Linked DNA regions of Homo sapiens: regions 2, 3 and 4 are each linked to region 1. The links are chromatin contacts, found by Hi-C or POLR2A ChIA-PET in ENCODE. All regions are on one chromosome and are shown on one strand. The core of a region is the stretch at or near the end of the contact, and the rest is flanking DNA. Distances in the headings are between cores, read along the strand shown. Region 1 has its middle 78 kb from the start of FAM161A. Region 2 has its middle 100 kb from the start of MIR5192. Region 3 holds the start of PEX13 (peroxisomal biogenesis factor 13). Region 4 holds the start of SANBR (SANT and BTB domain regulator of CSR).

What was found. Hi-C counts contacts between places; a loop is a spot of excess contacts on that map. ChIA-PET counts read pairs that join two places held with the same protein, here RNA polymerase II (POLR2A). Pooled maps may share reads with other maps.
Region 2: a pooled map shows a loop between it and region 1 (2.6-fold over the local background). The contact joins two enhancer-like sites. A Hi-C loop is called at or near these places in 1 of 168 maps with a recorded cell type or tissue (PC-9) and 9 of 50 pooled maps. POLR2A ChIA-PET finds 5 or more read pairs at or near these places in 1 of 52 experiments (B cell).
Region 3: a loop to region 1 is called in a pooled map, with 3 times the contacts of the local background. The contact joins the promoter of PEX13 here to the enhancer-like site in region 1. A Hi-C loop is called at or near these places in 3 of 168 maps with a recorded cell type or tissue (CD8-positive, alpha-beta T cell, chondrocyte and naive thymus-derived CD4-positive, alpha-beta T cell), 3 of 37 single-sample maps with no recorded cell type and 15 of 50 pooled maps. POLR2A ChIA-PET finds 5 or more read pairs at or near these places in 1 of 52 experiments (naive thymus-derived CD4-positive, alpha-beta T cell).
Region 4: a pooled map shows a loop between it and region 1 (2.1-fold over the local background). The contact joins the promoter of SANBR here to the enhancer-like site in region 1. A Hi-C loop is called at or near these places in 3 of 168 maps with a recorded cell type or tissue (ascending aorta, endothelial cell of umbilical vein and naive thymus-derived CD4-positive, alpha-beta T cell) and 9 of 50 pooled maps.

The regions. Positions count from the first base shown.
Region 1 is chr2:61,774,635-61,777,751 of GRCh38, forward strand. No RefSeq gene overlaps it. Among named protein-coding and RNA genes, the nearest start is that of FAM161A, 78 kb to the right of the region's middle. Within about 2 kb of position 1,442, at least 3 of the 41 ENCODE cell types and tissues checked have a DNase peak (open chromatin) inside an H3K27ac peak, as active enhancers do; they include B cell, where a contact is called at or near this core.
Region 2 is chr2:62,307,947-62,311,349 of GRCh38, forward strand. No RefSeq gene overlaps it. Among named protein-coding and RNA genes, the nearest start is that of MIR5192, 100 kb to the left of the region's middle. RefSeq lists an enhancer at 1,952-2,321. Within about 2 kb of position 1,816, at least 7 of the 41 ENCODE cell types and tissues checked have a DNase peak (open chromatin) inside an H3K27ac peak, as active enhancers do; they include B cell, where a contact is called at or near this core.
Region 3 is chr2:61,016,348-61,019,740 of GRCh38, forward strand. It overlaps PEX13 (peroxisomal biogenesis factor 13), which reads left to right and starts at 1,373. Exons shown (of 4, transcript NM_002618.4): 1 at 1,373-1,504. The coding sequence starts at 1,413. It overlaps PUS10 (pseudouridine synthase 10), which reads right to left and starts at 1,908. Exons shown (of 18, transcript NM_144709.4): 1 at 1,661-1,908. RefSeq lists an enhancer at 1,780-1,829.
Region 4 is chr2:61,064,056-61,067,484 of GRCh38, forward strand. It overlaps SANBR (SANT and BTB domain regulator of CSR), which reads left to right and starts at 1,816. Exons shown (of 22, transcript NM_001129993.3): 1 at 1,816-1,972. RefSeq lists silencers at 1,596-1,965, 1,996-2,345, 2,356-2,415 and enhancers at 1,705-2,206, 2,207-2,706.

The sequences.
Region 1 (3,117 bases), core at 192-2,691:
TCTTTTTTCATCATTCAAAGCTGAGCCAAATCCTAGCTAACACTAAACCTTATATATGTTTCATTATGTACTTTATTTAAAAAAATTTTTTTTAGACAGGGTTTCAGTCTGTCACCCTGGCTGGAGTGCAGTGGCACCATCATGGCTCACTGCAGCCTCGACCTCCCAGGCTCAAGTGATCCTCCTGCCTCAGTCTCCTAAGTAGCTGGGACTACAAGTGCACACCACCATGCCCAGTTAATTTTCTTTTTTTTTTGTAGAGACAGGGTTTCACCATGTTATCCAGCTGGTCTCGAACTCCCGAGCTCAAGCAATCTGCCTGCCTCAGCCTCCCAAAGGGATAGGATTACAGACATGAGCTACTGCACCTAGCCTCACCATGTACTGTTTGCTGTTGTTGTTGTTGTTTGAGACAGAGTTTCACTCTTATCACCCAGGCTGGAGTGCAATGGTGTGATCTTGGCTCACTGCAACCTCTGCCTCCCAAGTTCAAGCAATTCTCCAGCCTCAGCCTCCCGGGTAGTTGGAATTACAGGCGTGTGCCACCATGCCCGGCTAATTTTGTATTTTTAGTAGAGACAGGGTTTCTCCATGTTGGTCAGGCTGGTCTCGAACTCCCAACCTCAGGTGATCCGCCCGCCTTGGCCTCCCAAATTGCTGGGATTACAGGCGTGAGCCACCACACCCGGCCCTCACAATGTGCTTTCTTATAAGTCAAACTCTACCAGGTAACTTATAAATCGTAAATGAATCCCACTCCAAATTTCTGAATTATTCCAGTTTTTATGTGACATTTTTGATGGGATAAATGAGCATTAGTAGTAAATGTGCTATATTGAAAGAGAAACACAAAAAATGGGAGAATGAACATGAATGTATTATTTTTCTAATATATTGAGTGTGGGAGTCTTAAACCTTCCAATTATTAAAAGGGTCAATGATGGATCCAGTAGTTTAAATTATAATGTTAATATTTGGGCCTGGAAATATATTTTTAAATTATTTATATTCAATCAGCTTTAAAATATTGTAAAACTAGAAAACTGTAATTCAAATTATCTTCTTGTAACATCACTGCTTTAGGAAGTTTCTAGTTCCAAGTAAGATGGAGTGAGCAAATCCCAACCTATCTCTCCTACTGAATGTAGCTATTAACCTGGAAAGAATGCATGGCTCCCAAACTTGAGGACTGAAAAGTAAATCGAAACAGAAAGGTTGGAGAAGAAGGCATGAATATGAAGTACCACTGAACATGCAGAGAGCTTACCATTTTTTCCCCTCTGATATCCCTAGTCTGGACTTGTGCAGCCCAAAAGCCTGAAGTCCAAATCAGTGTGGACAGAAAGAGCTCCAGGAGAAGGCTTCTAGATCTGGCTTGAGGGGTGGAAAAAGAGTTTCCTAATATACAGACAAAGTGGGGGAAATCTCATGTGCTTTGTTTTTTGTTTTGTTTTGTTTTTCTTTTCTCCATTCTCTAGCACCCAAACCTCAAGTAATCCTATAAAAGCAGAAGTGAAAATGACATTAATGGTAAGAGGAGCAGGCAGGTGCCTAAAACTTTGAGAAAAGAGAACTTTCCTCTCTGATCAGAGGTGCTGTGTTCCCAAAAATCAGAGTAGGGTAAATGGCAAACCCCCACTGCTTTCTTTTTTCATCTCTGTCCTCCCACTGCCTCGCTCCAGACATAAGCGTAGTTACGGAAAGTGAACAGAAAAGTAGCGTATGTACTTGGCTGGGCACAGCAGCTCATTCCTATAATCCCAGCACTTTGGGAGGCCGAGGTGGGAGGATCACTTGAGCCCATGAGTTCGAGACCAGCCTGGGCAACACAGTGAGACACTGTCTCTACAAAAAATACAAAAATCCGTTGGGTGTGGTGGTGCGTGCCTGTAGTCCCAGCTACTCAGGAGGCTGAGGTGAGAGGATCTCTGGAGCCCGGAGGTCAAGGCTGCAGTGAGCTGAGATTGCACACCTCAGCCTGGGCAACAGAGAGAGACTCTGTCTCAAAAATAAAATGAAAAACAAAACCCAAGTTTTCTGATCAGAGAACTATAAAAGGGAGCCCCAAGGAATTGGGATAAAACTAGGAAATTGAGTAGAGGAAGGAGCAAAAGTTTATGATTTCTGAGGTAACTCCCAAGCTGTACATGTGTGGATCTGATCCTCAACACTGTACCACAGGCTGTGAGAACTGAACTACACAGTTCCTGCCTCAGACCTTGACTGACCACTGGGTCAAGAACATTCAGGACTGATCCAAATAACACTGCAAAGCCTTTAAAAACAGAACTGATATTAAAATTACAACCTAGAGAAGTCTAATTGGAGTTTACAGTCTAATCCCAACCTGACTGATTATGGCTAACACAAAAATGTCAACATTCACTCCAGGATTTAAACAAAACCTCTAGTCTCGTAGCATAATATTCAAAATATCCAGGATACAATCTAAAATTACTCAGCATTTGAGAAACCAGAAAAATCTAAACTGGGAAAAGATAATTGATAGACACTAACACTAAGATGACACAGATGTTGGCATTATCTGACAAAGACATTAAAGTAGGTGTTATAAAAATATTCCAAAACATCCTTGAAATAAATGAAAACATAAAAAAAAGAAAGTCTTGGCAAAGATTTCCCTTTTTTTTTTTTTTTTTTTTTTTTTTTAGGACAGAGTTTTACTCTTGTTGCCCAGGCTGGAGTGCAATGGGGCAGTCTCAGCTCACTGCAACCTCCGCCTCCTGGATTCAAGCAATACTCCTGCCTCAGCCTCCTAAGTAGTTGGGATTACAGGCACCTGCCACCAAGCCCAGCTAATTTTTGTATTTTTAGTAGAGATGGGGTTTCACCATGTTTGTCAGGTTAGTCTCAAACTCCAGACCTCAGGTGAGGCTGCCCACTTCAGCCTCCCAAAGTGCTGGGATTACAGGCGTGAGCCACCACACCTGGCCATGATTTCCTATTTCTATTGTATTCAGTTTTTCCATTTGAGAACTGAAAAATACAATAGCCAAAATTTAAAACCCACTGGATGGGCTCAGAACAGAATGGAGATGGCAGAGGAAAGAGTCAGTGACCTAGAAGGTACATAATAGAATTACTGATCTGAACAAC
Region 2 (3,403 bases), core at 566-3,065, 530 kb after region 1:
GGAGCGCTATCCAAACTCTTGGTTCACAGGAATAATAAGTGTAAAAGCATGTAACATCCCTCGTAGCTGTCCTTTATCGACGTTTCCTCTGTGCCCTGCCTTATCTCATGCTCATGTTAAACCTGGGAGGTGGTAGTTTTATCATCACCATTTTACAGAAAAGGAAAACCAAAGAGCAACCACGTGGGCTAGGAATGTCGCATCCGAGTGGCTTTTACAGAAGCGTGCTAGATGCCAGGTGCCCTGCAAGGTGCTTTCCCAAGTACCATCTGGAATCCTCAGAAGAGGTCTGTGGGGTAGGCTCTATTATCCCTGCTTTATAGGTGAGGCCCATAAGGTCTGCAGAAGGTGATGTGCCCAGGGTGTGAGTGCAAGTCTGTCTGTCAACCCCGCTGCAGCTTTCTGCAGCACAGAAAGCTGGTCCAGCTCTTCAACTGGTTAGAAGGCTGGTTAGAAATCAGCCACAGGTCCCTGTCACATCCCAGACCATCACAGACCTCCGTGCTGCTGGAGGATGGCAACCTGCTCTTGACTGGCTCTCCCACCCTCTAATCCCTAAGCAGGCCTGAGAGAGAGGAAGGAAAAGGGAACACCTGGCCCAACAAGGGGCTTGGACCCGGGTCACCTGTACCTACCATGTTTACTTGCACAGTCTCCTCACCTTCTGTACTTATTCTGAGGGTGCATGAGCTTGGCCATTATAAACCAAGGAGACAAACTTATTTATTAGCTGCTGTGAGTCCTACTCTGTGCCTTTCCTGCTCACAAAATCTCTGTGAGGCAGAGAGCAATCCCCATTCCACAGAAGCAGGAATTGAGATAGAGGGGTCACGAATGAACCTCCCGGGTTCAAGCAATTCTCCTGCCTTGGCCTCCCGAGCAGCTGAGATTACAGGCATGCACCACAATGCCTGGCTAATTTTTTGTATTTTTAGTGGAGATGGGGTTTCACCATGTTGGCCAGGCTGGTCTCGAACTCCTGATCTCAAGTGATCTGCCCAACTTGGCCTCCCCAAAGTGCTGGGATTACAGGCGTGAGCCACTGCACCCAGCCGAGGTTCATTCTTACACTTAATAAAAATACACATATCAGACAGTCTGCTTGATGATTTATATTTTTTGTAGCTAAGGTCTTGTCAGATCTGAGTAGAGCATCATGTTTTTCAATAATCACAAGAGCTAGCTTTTATTAAGGGCTTACTGTGTCCAGTGCTGTTCTAAGCATGTCACATACTGTATTAATTCACTTAATCCTCACAACTGCCCTCTGAGGTGGCAACTATTATTATCCCCATTTTGCAGATGAGGAAACAGAGGCCCAGGGAGGTCAGATAACATGCCCATATAGCTAGAGAGTGGCAGAGCTGGGGGGAACCCTGTCGGTCTGGCTCCAGAGCCCATTGTATAGCAGCCACCTCTGCCCACCCTGGCCTGGCTAGGCCTCAATGCCAGAAACACACCATTCTCTATCTCCTGGAGGGTAACAGAGCTGCCATTATCCCAGGAGGCAAGGCTGTCCCAAGAGCATAGACCAGTAGTAGGGTTGGTTGCCAGCTTCTAGGTGTCGCCTCAAGGCTCCTTGCTGCTTCAATTATTATTCTAATAGTTCTGAGCTAGGCATGAGGTAATCTGAGCTTTTAGACCTTGGCTATTTCACTGAGGTTTGCTGTGAGGCTTCAGTTTTGTCATCTAAAACAGCACTGTCCTTCTAGAGTTGCTGTGAGGACAGGAGAGGAGTCTGCCAAGCACTTAGCAGGGGCCTGGAGGGCAGAAAGCATTCAGTGATGGGGAGGAGAGGAAAGCTCACAGAGCCTCGGTCCACGTGGCTCAGCTCTGTGCTGGAGCTGCGATGCGGTCAAAAGACCATGAAACAAAACGTGATTTCAAAATAACTCAAGTCTTTCACGTGTGTTTCTCACACCGATAAGTGAACGTAGTCCTTCGTTAGACTGCACTCGATTCTCACGGTGGCCATGTGAGAGGCACAGTTCTTCTTGCACGTCCCCCTCCGTCTTCTCCCACACATGGCTCTCACTTGCTGCAGGGGCTCCCGGTCTGGCTCTCAGTTTCCGTTTCCTCTGATTTTTATCTCACAAATGGCTGGCAGGGCGGGGCTCCTTCCTTGGAGGGTGGGCTCCAGGAGGAACTGAGGAGAGTGTAACCAGGACCCTCATTAGGGGCCATGGGGGTGGGAAAGGTTGGGAACTCGCCAGTCATTTTTATCCCATCACATGAATTATTATTTTTGGCAGAGGAGAAGGTGTCTGTGTTAGTACCACAAACTGTGGCTTAAAATGACAGAAATCTATTCTCTTACAATTCTGGAGGTTAGAAGTCAGAAATCAAGGTGGTGGCAGGGCCATGCTCTCTCTAGAGTCTCTAGGAGAGGGGCCTTCTGAAAAAAGAAAAACTTCAGCTGAATTACATTTAAGAGTTTAATTGAGTTTAATTAAATGAACAATTTGTGAATCGGACAGCCCCCAAATCAAGCGTATTCACAGAGACTCCGGCGCAGCTACATGGTGGAAGAAGATTTATAGACAAAGGGAAATGATGTACAGAAATTGGAAGTGAGGTACAGAATGACCGGATTGGTTACAGCTCAGTGTTTGCCTTATTTGAACGTAGTTTGAACACTCAGCAGAGTATGAATGGTTGAAGTATAGCCTCTGGGATTGGCCAAGACTTAGTTATTGTTACAGGCGCATACTCCTAAATTAGGTTTTCAATTTTGTCTGACTATTAAGCTAGGTTACAGTTCATCCACAAGGACTCAAATATAGAAGTACAGAGTCCTTCTCAGGACATATATAGTTTGCTTTAACACTTCCTTGCCTCTTCTAGCTTCTTATCGTTCCTGGCATTCCTTGGCGTTTCTTGCCTTGTAGACCCATCATATTCATTTCTACCTCCATCTTTATGAGGTCTTTTCCCTGTGTATTTGTGTCCAAACTTTCCTCTTCTTATAGGGACACCAGTCATTGGATTAGGGACCACTCTAGTTGAGTATGACTTTATCCTAACTTGATTGCATCTGCAAAGACTATTCCCAAATAAGGCCACATTCACAGGTTTGGGGGCCAGCATATATCCTTTGGGGGAACATAATTCAACCCAGCCTGTAACAATGTCATATCATTCAGATTGATTCTGAGCTAGCCCATTCCCAGTCTAACATCTCCAAACCTGGTTCCCCTAGACCCTTGAGCTTGTCTGCGACTCTTGTCCAAATGAAGCTGTGAGGCGAGCTGCCCTGCTGACCAATGGCAGGGCCTCCCTTCTGGCTCCAGGCTCTGCACTGAAGTGCAATGGGCCAACCAGGTACTTGCCCAATGCCATGGGTGAAGCCAAGGAGGGCATAGCCAGTAGGAAATATATTCTACAGAAGTGATCACTTTTCAGT
Region 3 (3,393 bases), core at 123-2,622, 760 kb before region 1:
TCTCAAGAATGTTAACATTAAAAGGAGAAAATACGTTACGTCTTAAATTTGGTTTTTTCATCGTGAGATAATTAAATGCCAGGATTTCATAAGATATTAGAAATCGGTTGTCCATATTAGATTTATTATGTTTGAAAGCAAGCCCTGAGAAAGGCATTCCACAATGTAAGTTTTCCAGTGTTGGTTACCCTCAAGATGTTTGCTTTTCGTTTATGTGTTTGTTTTATAGAAATAACTCTGTAACAAGTTGCTACAAAGCCGCCTTTCATGTGTCAGGCTCCCTAGGAGGACTGAATCCCTCCTCCCCAAATCAAGGATAACTAGCCCAGTCTCTGGCTTACTGGAGGAGAGGAAGGACTTTATTTTCACCTCTTGGACGATTACAAAAACCAGTCATCGAAAACGAGAAAAGGGGCAGGGTATAAGAAAAACTAGCGAAATGACCAGACTGAGTCTCATATCCTAAGATCTTTTAAAACTCATTTCCCTACCGAAGGGTGTCATTCGTAACGCGGCGTGGGGCTGGGGGTGTGGATTTACGGAGAAAGAGGTGATCACACTTCACTGGGCTTCTGAAACATTCAGCTCTGGAATCTACTGTGGACTCTTGAAAAGTTCATCCCGAGATCTAACCTCAAGCCTCAGTTTTCGCCAAGCAAGCCCTTCCCCCTTCGGTCAGGTGCAACAAACTTCCCACTCACCCCTCCTTTGCTAACAAAGCCGCTCCAGCAGGAGAGAAACGAACTCTCTCCCGCCACACCTCTTTTGCACCCAGTCTGCACTCCTTCACCTCTTACCTACCCGCCTCACCTTCTCCCCAGACGCCGGAGCCTGAGATTTAACCCCTTCCGGCCCTCGAAGGGAAGAGGGAAGACTAAAGACAACGCACCTATTGCGTCTAGCAATTCTGTTCCCCGAGGAAACGTGCGTTTTAGAACAAAAGTACCAGCCCGCTCTCGCTAGGACTAAGTGAGCTTCTCCCTTCTTGTTTGTAGAGGAAATCCGAAAAACTGCCTGGTTTGCCACCTCACCCTACCTCCCCCACGAGCGAAGGAGTGCGTGCGGCTTTACTCCCAGCCCGACTGGTCCACTCCCAGAAAAGCCTCGGTGGGACTCCGACGTCTAGGGAGTTGTAGCCGCTACCAGAAATATCGATGAGCCTTTACCCTGAGGTTTAGAAAGGCAGCTCTTTCTGGGGCAAATACAAAGAGCGTGTTTCTTCCTACAAATTAGTGGCATCCTCCCGCTGTATGGATTCAGCTGGCAAAGTAACTCAAGCCTTGTCCTGACTGCAAGGGTGGGCGGGGTGGACGGCTCGGTGTTCTGCCCGTTGTGTCTTACGCTCCAGGTGCTGGTCTACGCGGGCCTGGACAGTCAGGGGTAGGAGCGGGAGCCGAGAGGAGGCGGAGGAGATGGCGTCCCAGCCGCCACCTCCCCCCAAACCCTGGGAGACCCGCCGAATTCCGGGAGCCGGACCGGGACCAGGACCGGGCCCCACTTTCCAGTGAGTGTGGGATTCTTCAGGCTGTGAGTTTAGTGGGCCCGAGCGGGGACTTGGCAGGAGGCGGTTGTAGCGGTTGTTAGTGGAGGTATTCCCTTCCCCCCTTTAACCAATACCCAACCTTGGGGATAGGGGCCGAGGTGGAGCTGGGGCGCTTACCAGTGGGGACTTTAGTGTCTCACAGCTGTTTCTGACCCGGCAGCTCTAATCAGCAACGTTTTTTTCGGGAGCTCCTGGGCGTCTCTCTGGGTCTCTGTGCTTGAAAGAAAGGGGGGCGGCTTCCTACCTACCGCTTCTGTTTTCACTTTGACAGAATGGCTTCTCTATCTTTAAAGCGTAGACTTTGGTCTGTAGCAGTTGAGAGCGGCATTTGTCCAGCCACGGCATCGACAGGGAGCAAAGTCTCTCCTTAAAGGTGTTAACCTCTCGAGAAGTTGCTGAAAGCCGGAAAGGTTTTACGCAACAGGAACTCAAGCCCCGTACACTTTGCATTCTTTTCCAGCATAACTCAGCCAGTGTTTCGGATCGAGATTGGAGAAGCAACTTTAAAGCAGGAGTTCTAGATCTGAGGCCTATGGATGGACTTTGTGTGCAAAATAGTGTATTTTTCTGAGGCCTGTATTTTTTTTTTGTTTGGTTTTTAATCAGTATCAGTTGGTTTCTAGGACTTTAAAAAGGCTAAAACATGCAGAGTTGGGAGTGTTTCGTGGCCTCGTGTGGCTTTTGTTTGGTAGTGCTGGACATCTTAATTCAGATAGGTGTGATTCAAATGTCAAATCACCTACTATTGTAGGTTTTCCTAAGCGTAAAAACCCCAACATATTGGAATGTATTTCTGCTGTATTCTGAAATCTTTTATTTAAACACTAAAATGCTTTAACACAGTAACGACTTAGTTTAATAAGGATATATACATAACAAGTAATAAGTTTGATTAGGCTGGTAAGCCACGGTGACATTATCTGCTACCTTTTTTTTGAGTGGGTTCTTTTTTCCCCATTTAGGCTGCTTGTCGAATGAGAGAGGTTTTATTTTTTGCATCTGTTAAAGTTCTTTTTATGTAAAATTAACCATTTTCCCACTTTATCGTGAAATATTTTAAACACAGAGACCAGTAGAGAGTAAGATAATACCTATATATTCACTACTCAACTTTAAACAGTGTTAACATTTGCCAGACTTATGTCGAATTTTTCAAAATAAAAGACGGCTAAACTCTCCCATTCTTCTTTATAGTGGTGACTATTGTCCTTATTTGGTGTTTCGCATACCCAGTAATGTTTTTATATTTTAGTACTTAGGTTTGTGCTATTTATATGCATTTTATATCTAAAACTTAACAATGTAACAATAATATATATTTTATATCTAATTACATGTTACTATTTATATATTATTTTTTGTATCTGTTTTTGTTTTTTCTGTTGCCCAATTTTCTATTGGCTTTATCTTTGCTTACCAATTTGTAAGAGTATTGTTAAACTAATCCTTTTTTGTTACTACATTTTGCTAATATTTTTCACTGTGTGGCTTCTCCTCTTTATATTTATGTTCAATTTTTTGTACAGATGTTTTTGATTTTAATACAGCCAAAATTGTCATATTTTATTGTTTATGCTTTTTGTCTTGGTTAAGAAATCCTGTCTACCTAGATCAGGACAGTTTTTCTGTATGTTTTCTTTTAAATCTTCCGGTTTTTTCATTTGCATTTAATCCACATGGAACTGACTTTGTATAAAAATCTAATTTTTTTTTCCATATAGGTAACTAATTGTCGCAGCACCATTTATTGAGTAGTCTATTCTTAGTTTTTAATGCCATCTATGTCATATCAAGGTTTCCTAAATATGTAGTTCTGTTTTGGGCATTTTCTGACTTTCTACTAGCACCAC
Region 4 (3,429 bases), core at 566-3,065, 710 kb before region 1:
TGAAAGAAGAAAGAGGGGAAGTAGAGGGCAAGCAGTTTCTGTTTAAGAATTTACCTGGCTGGGGCTGGGTGTGGTGGCTCACACCTGTAATCCCAGCACTTTGGGAGGCTGAGGTGGGCAGATCACCTGAGGTCAGGAGTTCAAGACCAGCCTGGCTAACATGGTGAAACCCCATTTCTACTAAAAACACAAAAATTAGCCGGGTGTGGTGGCACACGCCTGTAATCCCAGCTACTCGGGAGGCTGAGGCAGGAGAATCACTTGAACCAGGGAGGCGGAGGTTGCAGTGAGCCAAGATCGCGCCATTGCACTCCAGCCTGGGTGACAAGACCGAAACTCTGTCTCCAAAAAAAAAATAATAATAATTTACCTGGCTGGGCATGGTGGCTCACGCCTGTAATCCCAGCACTTTGGGAGGCCGAGGCGGGCAGATCACCTGAGGTCAGGAGTTCAAGACCAACATGGTGAAACCCCATCTCTACTAAAAATACAAAAAATTAGCTGGACATGGTGGCATGCGCCTGTAAATCCCAGTTACTCAGGAGGCTGTGGTAGGAGAATCGCTTGAAGGGAGGTGGAGGTTGCAGTGAGCCCAGACGGTGCCACTGCACTCCAGCCTGGGCAACAGAGCAAGACTCCATCTCAAAAAAATAAAAAAAGAATTTACCTGACTTAACCTAACATCTTATGATACGACACTTGCCTAACTTTATTTTTATTTTTATTTTTGACAGGGTCTCACTCTGTTGCCCAGCTTGGAGTGCAGTGGTGCAAACATAGCTCATTGGGGCCACCACGCCCAGCTAACTTAAAAAAAAAACAACTTTTTTTTTTTTTTGGTAGAGACAGGGTTTCACTTTGTTGTTCAGGCTGTGCTCAAGCAATCCTCTCGTCTTGGTCTCCCTAAATGCTGGGATTATGGGATTACAGGTGTGAGCCACCGCACCCAGCCACTTTAATGTCTTTGTGGAACAAAAATCGTAAAAGATCTGCAGAAAGTCACAGGATGATACAATTGGTAAAAACTCCTGACATTCTGTACAGTGAACCACTTAATCTCTACTTAATCATCAGATCTCGTAGTAATTATTCATTTGGTTAAGGCTTTACTTTTTCTGTTCTTTCTAATCCTAACATTTAATTTTGGTTCTCAGAATAGACCAAGTGGAAATTAGATAGAAATGTTGACATGTAGCAGTTACCCTACAATATTGAGCCGTTTGCATTTTACTAGATGCCCAATAGTAGTGTTCCTCACAATAACACACACACACACACACACACACACACACACACACCCTATTAATGTATGAAAACCGAATTTGTAATCCAGAGCTATTTACATTTTTAAAGAGCTACCTCCTGGTAAAGACACTTCAGGTCCTTACCCAAAGACCTTGGTCTAAAAGATACTTTCGGTGTCCCTCATCATGCGATCTTTCCGCTCTACCTAAGCGGTGTACCAAATGATCTGCACCAAGAACAATTTCATCCATTCTTTAATCTTTTATCTCCTGTATATCCCCCTTTCTTCTGGACTCAGGGTTGGTCACCTAAGATCAGGCTCCTAGGATCTGGTTGCTAAGAGACAAGACGCTGGGAGGGTGGGGACGCTGCACTGCGACAAGCCTGGGAGTGTATGCCAGAGGAGGAAGGAGAAGCAGCAGGCAAGGCAAGGCGACAGTCAGCCGCCGCCGCCCCTCCGGTGCCCTCCCGCCCGGCAGGGGCTCGGCGCTCATTGGCTCCGCCGCTGCGGCGCTGGCCCGCGATTGGCCGGGCGGCGTCGGCTCGGCGGCTCCCCCACCCCTCGGCGCTAGTCTCCGCAGCCGCCTGCAAGCGGGCGGGGGCGGGGTGTGAGGCGCTGCGGACGGGGTTGCGGGCTCGGTAGCGGCAGCTTCAGGGCGCGAGCGCGGGCGGTGCCGACCACTGCAGGTAACAGAGGCGCTGCGAGGGCAGCCGCGGCCCTGTGGAGGTGAGCGAGACGCCGAGGGGGCTCGGGTGCCCACCGCGGGGCGGGAAGTGCGGCATGGGGCGGTACCGCTCACAGCCAGCCGGCTCCCGCCGCGGCTTCCCACCCCGGGCGGGGTCCCACTTGCCCAAACGCCCCCGAACGCCCCCGTGCACAGCCTCAGCCGGCCGCGCCTCGAGCAGCCAGCTGGCCCGCGTCCCGTCACCCGCCCGGTCCATGTCCCTGCAGACCGTCCCGCCCGCGCACAGCGGCGGGAACCCCAGCTTCTGCGCGCCCGGCCGCGCCCCGGGCCTCTGCCCCGCCTCGCTCCCGCTGCCCGGCGCCTTTGTCCGCTCTGCGCCCCTGGAGTTTCTGTGCCTCCACGGGCGGGAGCGGGGCGCGAAGGTCTGGGGGTGCCCCGAGGACGCGCCGCGTAGTGAGCCTCCGGGCCCAAGGTTTGACTGGCTTTGACCTCATGCCGGTTCTGGGATGTGATTTTACTTTCTCCTCCAGCTGACTCCGATCTCCTGTGTGTGCAGAAGTCAGGAAGCCTGGGTACAAGGCTTCTTCCCGGTCCGGGATGACTCGGTGTTACCGCCGCCCTCTGTTAGGCCAGAGGCCTTTGACCTGCCTGCCTGCCTGCCCCACGGGGCCCCCTCTCTTCCCATCTTTCCACTGGCTAAGGGAAAACGTCTCTGTCTCCAAGAGCTTTTTTTTCTATTTGAAATAAGAAAAAAATATATCAGATTCCTGTTGTAGACCTCTATCTGGTGTGGAAGTGACTTAGACTAGTCTTCTTAATTAATACATGTATATTAAATACATAAACCAAGAGAAGGGGGTCGGGGAGGGGAGGGGAAGTATGTTCTTAAAAAATGAAGTCTGTTAAACATATTGGATTTTTATTTTTGGTAAATAACGTATTTTACCTTAAATATTGTCAAGATTTTGATATTTTATGAATGGGAGTGGATTTCATAGTAATTTGAACTTTGAGCTTTTTCTTGTCACCGTTTTTGATAAATTTATACTTTCCTGAATGAGGTGCACTATAACAGCTATTTCGAGATAATTTATGTTTTATTAAGGATTATCCATCAATGCTATGCCTTTTATACTTAAATTCAGACTCTGATTTCTTGGACATTCATTTAACTAGAATTAATGCTGGGGGGTCTTCCCTTGCCTAGTACAGTTGTATAAAGAGAAAGTCAACAGAAAAACTTTTTTCTCATTTGGATGATTTAAAGTACTCTTAAACATGTATAGCATAAATTAGTATCACATTTGAAATGTAAGCTTTTAAGTGTTTGACGTGGGTAATATTTTTGAACTTTTAAATGAATCTTTTTGGAAGTGAAGAGAAATGAGCTCTCAGGGAAGATCCTTGCCCTGAATTCCATTTTAGATTGCTTTCTACCAAGGCCCAAACAAATTATAATAAAACGCCCTGGCCGGGTGCAGTGGCTCACGCCTGTAAT